2 separate regions of the Homo sapiens genome follow, and region 2 is linked to region 1. Evidence: read pairs that join two places in POLR2A ChIA-PET (ENCODE). Cell type or tissue: endothelial cell of umbilical vein. All regions are shown on one strand. Each heading gives the region's core, and the rest is flanking DNA. Links, peaks and the distances in the headings are about the cores only.

What was found. Peaks named below come from ENCODE experiments on the same cell type or tissue, not always from the same donor. Only the 100,000 strongest peaks of a DNase experiment are listed, where the experiment ranks them.
Region 2: POLR2A ChIA-PET joins it to region 1 with 8 read pairs; 13 of 35 experiments call an interaction of 5 or more read pairs at or near these places.

What each region holds. Positions count from the first base shown.
Region 1 is chr6:41,909,344-41,912,262 of GRCh38, reverse strand. MED20 (mediator complex subunit 20) reads left to right here. Exons shown (of 4, transcript NM_004275.5): 3 at 2,741-2,919. It also overlaps a transcript of BYSL not described here. Among named protein-coding and RNA genes, the nearest start is that of MED20, 10 kb to the left of the region's middle. In endothelial cell of umbilical vein, for the core only: no CTCF peak of the experiment used is centred there; no DNase peak of the experiment used is centred there.
Region 2 is chr6:41,965,865-41,968,783 of GRCh38, reverse strand. It overlaps a transcript of CCND3 not described here. Among named protein-coding and RNA genes, the nearest start is that of CCND3, 26 kb to the right of the region's middle. In endothelial cell of umbilical vein, for the core only: no CTCF peak of the experiment used is centred there; a DNase peak (open chromatin) is centred at 1,623; H3K27ac peaks cover 2,043 bases.

The DNA of each region.
Region 1 (2,919 bases), core at 195-2,694:
TTGAGACCAGCCTAGGCAAGATGGTAAGACCTCATCTTTACAAAAAAAAAAAAAAAAAAAAAAGGTGGGCATGGTGGTCCCAGCTACATGGGACACTGAGGCAGAAGGATTGCTTGGGCTCAGGAGGTTGAGGCTTCAGTGAGCTGTGTTCATGCCACTACACTCCAGCCTAGGTGACAGAGCAACACCGTGTCTCAAAAAAAAAAAAAGAAGAAAAGGAAAATGTTATTGTCCATAACAACTAGAAGTGCCTTCTTCATTAAGCGCACACACACACCCCTTAGTTGACTTTTAAGATATTTCCAAGGCAGTAACACTTGTAGACTCATATAGTATGAATAAAGTATGCAATTACAGTGAGTAGACAGAACAGAATGACGAGGTCGGCTTTGGATGGATTTTTTTCTTCAGAGTCGAGAAGTTTGGAACTGGATTTAGAATGAGGTGACAGGTGTGAATTGTCAGCAAGCAGTCAGGAGGAGGGATGTGGCCTGGAGGATCTGTGCAGAGCCTGCTGTGTTCACGCACAGCAGCCTGTATAGGGAAGCCATATGACCTCTGCTCTCGCCGCCCTCGCACCCTTTTCAGTTGCACACTCTTACCCCCGTCTAGAATGTCTTCTTTCCTTTGTGTGGCTGGATCCTACCTTCTCTTCATATTGCAGTTCAAATCCTACTTTTTTTTCCTGCTGACTTGTTCATTTTAATCTTTTCCTATCCTGAAGTCTTTCCTTTTTCCGAAAGACTTGTGGTCTTTCCTCGGTAATAACTTGTTTTATTTTGTGGTCTTTCAAAAAGTTTTTAGCCTATCTCAGCTGGGCGTGGCGGCTCATGCCTGGAATCCCAGCCCTTTCGGAGGCTGAGGCGGGCAGATCACCTGAGGTCAGGAGTTCAAGACCAGCCTGGCCAACATGGTGAAACCCCGTCTCTACTAAAAATACAAAAATTAGCCAGGTGTGGTGGCTCACACCTATAATCCCAGCTACTCAGGAGGCTGAGGCAAGAGAATCACTTGAACCTAAGAGGTGGAGGTTGCAGTGAGCCAAGATTGCACCATTGCACTACAGCCTGGGCGACAGAGTGAGACTCTGTCTCAAAAAAAAAAAAAAGTTTTTAGCCTATCTCTCTCATGAGATTGTCAGCTTTTTTTTTTTTTTGAGATGGAGTCTCGCTGTCACCCAGGCTGGAGTGCAGTGGCACGATCTCGGCTCACTGCAACCTCTGCCTCTTGGGTTCAAGCGCTTCTCCTGCCTCAGCCTCCCGAGTAGCTGGGATTACAGGCGCATGCCACCATGCCTGGCTAATTTCTGTGTTTTTAGTAGACACGAGGTTTTACCATGTTGGCCAGGCTGGTCTCGAACTCCTGACCTCAAGTGATCCACCCACCTTGGCCTCCCAAAGTGCTGGGATTACAGGTGTGAGCCACTGTGCCCAGCCTGATTGTCAGCTTCTTGAAGTCAGGGGCTAAGTCCTCTGCTTGTACATCTCTGAAGCCCTAAGAAAAGTGTTGGGAATGGCTTATATATGTAATAAGCATGTGGGATTGTGGCAGTCTATCCATTAATTCTTGTAGCGTATGAAAGAGGAATCTTGCTTTCCAGTTTTTACCTTTTTTTTTCTTTTTTTTTTTTGGAGATAGAGTATTGCTCTGTTGCCCAGACTGGAGTGCAGTGACACGCTCTCAACTCACTGCAACCTCTGCCTCCTGGGTTCAGGTGATTCTCGTGCCTCAGCCTCCCCAGTAGCTGGGATTACAGGCGTGCACCGCCACACCCAGATAATTTTTGTATTTTTAGTAGAGACATGTTTTCACCATGTTGATCAGGCCGGTCTGGAACTCCTGACCTCAAGTGATCCACCCGCCTCAGCCTCCCAAAGTGTTGGGATTACGGGTGGGAGCCACTGTGCCCAGCCCTGCCTTCTTTTGTTTTCTACTTAACTAAATGTGTATAGCTTTCCATTTTTATTGCAAATAGCCTATGGAAATAAATGAGAAAACTCATATTTTAGAGACTGGAAGGGGTGAGCTGGGGCTTGAAAGTTGATCTTCTGATCCAGATCCTGAGGTCTCTCTGCTGTAGTGTGCTGCTTGCTTCCCAAGTTGGCTAGACTTCTAAAAATTCTCCAACGGTTTGCCATTGGTTTCAGGATACAGTCTAAACTTCTTGAGGCATGGTAGATAAGACCTATCACAGCTTGGATCCCATCTACCTTTCCCTGCTTATGCTCAGACACTCCCCTTTGCTGCTTCCATAGGACCATTTACTAGATCTCAAAGAGGGAGGAGGCTAAGCTGAGGAAGAGTGTGCAGAAGAAGGGAGCAGCTACTTCCTTTGGCATGCCCAAATGCTGTTACTTTCATTTTACTTATGTAATATATGATAATATACAAAAGATTATACGTAAAGTCTGTGGGAGTTAGACTTTACATGTAGACCATCTGTGAGCCCACCACTCAACTTAAGAATTAAAACATGATCAACACTATTAAAGTTCCCTGTGTGCCCCTCACTGTTTTCTGTAGAGCAGGGTGGGTTTTACCACATGCTGCCTCTCCTGCTATTTCCCCCTACCTTTCTAGAAAAGGCTGTCAGTGAGAGGATTCCCCTCACCCCCAACCAAGAACTGCTGAGGTAGTGCCAGATTGCTGTCTGGCCTCATTCCGGGGGGAGTCATTTGACTCTACTCTGGGGTTTGCCAGTGAAAGTCTTGATGATGAATAGGATCTCTGTCCCTTGCAGGTCAGACCGGGAAGCTGATGTATGTGATGCACAACTCAGAGTACCCATTGAGCTGTTTCGCCCTCTTTGAGAATGGCCCTTGCCTTATTGCTGACACCAACTTTGATGTGCTTATGGTGAAGCTCAAGGGCTTTTTCCAGAGTGCTAAGGCCAGCAAGATTGAGACCCGGGGCACCAGG
Region 2 (2,919 bases), core at 254-2,753, 56 kb before region 1:
TTATAAAATCACAGATATAAAAGATACAAAAGTGAATATTTAGATTTTGAAATGAAATCACAACGTATTAGAAAAAAGAGCTGAAACATCAAGATCACACACATCTCAAAATCCAGAAAGGTAACATACTATTTGTGTTAACTCTTTGACATTCCTCTATAATACTTTTTTTCCTATGTCTTTGTTGTTGTTGTTTGTTTTTTAGAGATGGAGTCTTGCTTTGTCACCCAGGCTGGAGTACCATGGTGTAATCATAGCTTGGACTTCTGGGCTCAACAATCCTCCTGCCTTAGCCTCCCAAGTAACTGGGATTACAGGCCCGATTTTCCTAGGTTTTTTGGCTGCATCCTTCTTAGCTGCATCTTCATATCATAATAATTTTGTAATATTTTCCATAGAATTAAAAAAACCAGTATTCCTCTAGCATGATTGATTATAAACTTTTTCTATTATTGATAGTCCAGAAAAGCTTATTTCAGCTTCAGAAGTCATTATTGGTAATGTCATAAAGATATTAGGATTAGTGTCAAATTTGGGACATCAAAGTTTCTTTCATATATGAGCTGTGAGATTTTAGGGCATTTTTTTCCAGTGCACAGTGATTCATTGAATTGATGACACTTTATACCCCATTTGCTGTTAGCTAAATGTTATCTTCATTGATATCAGCATTTTGTGTCAAATCAGCAGGAAATTCTACTCTTTCCCCATACTGCTTCTCCTCTCCTACCACTTTAGTTGGAATGAAGATGGTTTACATTCAGAAAAGACTAATAATTAAACTCCCTTCTCATAAATGTCTGACCTTTTAAAGGGAATTTATTACAAAATCCTGGGTGCAAAAACATTTGAAGCATTTAGAATGATTTGGCCTACTCAAGGGAAGGCTGGAGAAGGCAAATAAATAACCACCTTGAAGGATGTGGACATTAGTGGGGGTTAGAACCACCAGGGTGTGTCTGAGACTTTGATTCTGGGGACTGGGGAAAGAATCACGCAGCTGCATAGTTAACAGGTTCTGCAAGTCACTTTGACGCACTAAAATTGATACAATGGATAAGAAAGTCTGTGAGTGAGAACAGCTAAAAATTGCCTCAGTGTGGACTCCAAGTGTGATCTTCACTACTCAAGGTGTGTCCCAGCAGCTGCTGCGGGAGATGGATAGAAATGCAGATTCCCGGGCTCTACCCGGAAGCGTTGAATTAGCATCTGCATTTACCAAAGTTCCAAATGATTCATGTGCAGGTTATTGTCTAAGAAGCCTGGACTAGAGAGTTGAGAAGGAACTTGCTGATATGTCCTGGCCCAGCTCCTTTTATAGATGAAGAAATCGAGGCTTAGTCACTTGCCCAGTGTCATAAGTGACAGAGGTAGGAATCAAATCCAGGGATATTTGATTCCAAATCTTTCAGAGGGAATCAGTAAGTGCTTGTTGAATTACTTATTAATTTTTCATTCAAGCATTCATTAATATTATTATGTATTCATTGAAGAGACTTAGGGTAGGATGAAAATGTGGCTGTCTAGCCTTGGTGACTCTGCTGCCCTGGGAATAGGAAGGTGACACTCCTCCGCCTTCCCCCTTTCAAAATGCCGTTCTCCATGACTCAGCAAAGGAACCATGGGTCTGAAACCAGAGGTGAGACAAAGAAAACCTCAAAAATGTTTTGTTTTGTTTTTTTCCTAGAGGAATTTCCTTTCATGTCATTCATTCCTCTGCTAGGGAATCCAGGAAGCCTTCGACCTATGGTTAGCCGGCACTTAAAACAAGGCCTGACACAAAGCATGCTATATAACTATTGTTATATTATTATTAATTATGGAGCAGTTATTAATACCTAGAGACTTGCGTCAACTTGTGTTAAACTTCTCTTTCCATTTGTTCTAGTCTCACCCCAGAATTTGTGTGAATTCTCAATTATTCATGCTGTAGAGGGCTTAAGGGGTCAACTGCAAATGAGTGAATAAATTAATAAATCAAAAAGCTTGGGTTCCCCTCTAAAATGAGATTATTGTAATGGATGAAGAGGCATGACTCAGTAGATGGTTGATTTGGGAATAACCACATCCAGTCTAGAAGGGAGCTGACCCTCAGAATTTCTAGCTATGGGATAGACAGACCTGCCTAACTAAGAGACAGTTTACTGATAGACTGTGGTAAATTCTGTATGGAGATATACAGACAACAGAAGGAGAACATAATTCCTGGTTCGGTGGGGAGGGGAGGGTGTGCTTGTGGTTCTCAGCCCTGGATGTGTTTCGGAATCACCTGGAGATAAACATATAGAACCTGGGCTCCATGCCTAAGATTCTGATTTTCAGTTCTGGGAGTATAACAGGGCCATCAGAATTCTCTTTTTTTTTTGAGACAGGGTTTCACTGTCGCCCAGGCTAGAGTGTAGTGGTGGCAATTATGGCTCATTGCAGCCTCGACCTCCTGGGCTCCAGGGATCCTCCCACCTCAGCCTATAACTGGGACTACAGGCATGCACCACCATATCTGGCTGATTTTAGTTTTTGTGGAGCTCGGATATCTCTGTGTTGCCCAGAAGGTGGCCATCAGAATTAACAAGCTTACCAGGTGATCAGGACCTGAAGCCAAGCACTAAACATAATAATAACAGCACATACTATAAACTGGACATCTTAGGTATTTTCTCTTATTCTCATAACCATCCCTAAATGCAATTTATATTATCCCCATTTTACAGGCAGGAACACTGAGGTTTAAGTAATTTGGCCAAGGTCACACAGCACAGCCCATATTTTAATTAAGCTCTCAGTCTAAAGGCCTAAGTTATTTTGCCATATCCCATACAGCAGGAGGTCAGCCTGGAAGAATCTTCCCAGAAATTTAAATTAAGATAATTAACTCAGATGTAAACTGTAAAATCTGTACATAATGGGTCAGACAAAGAT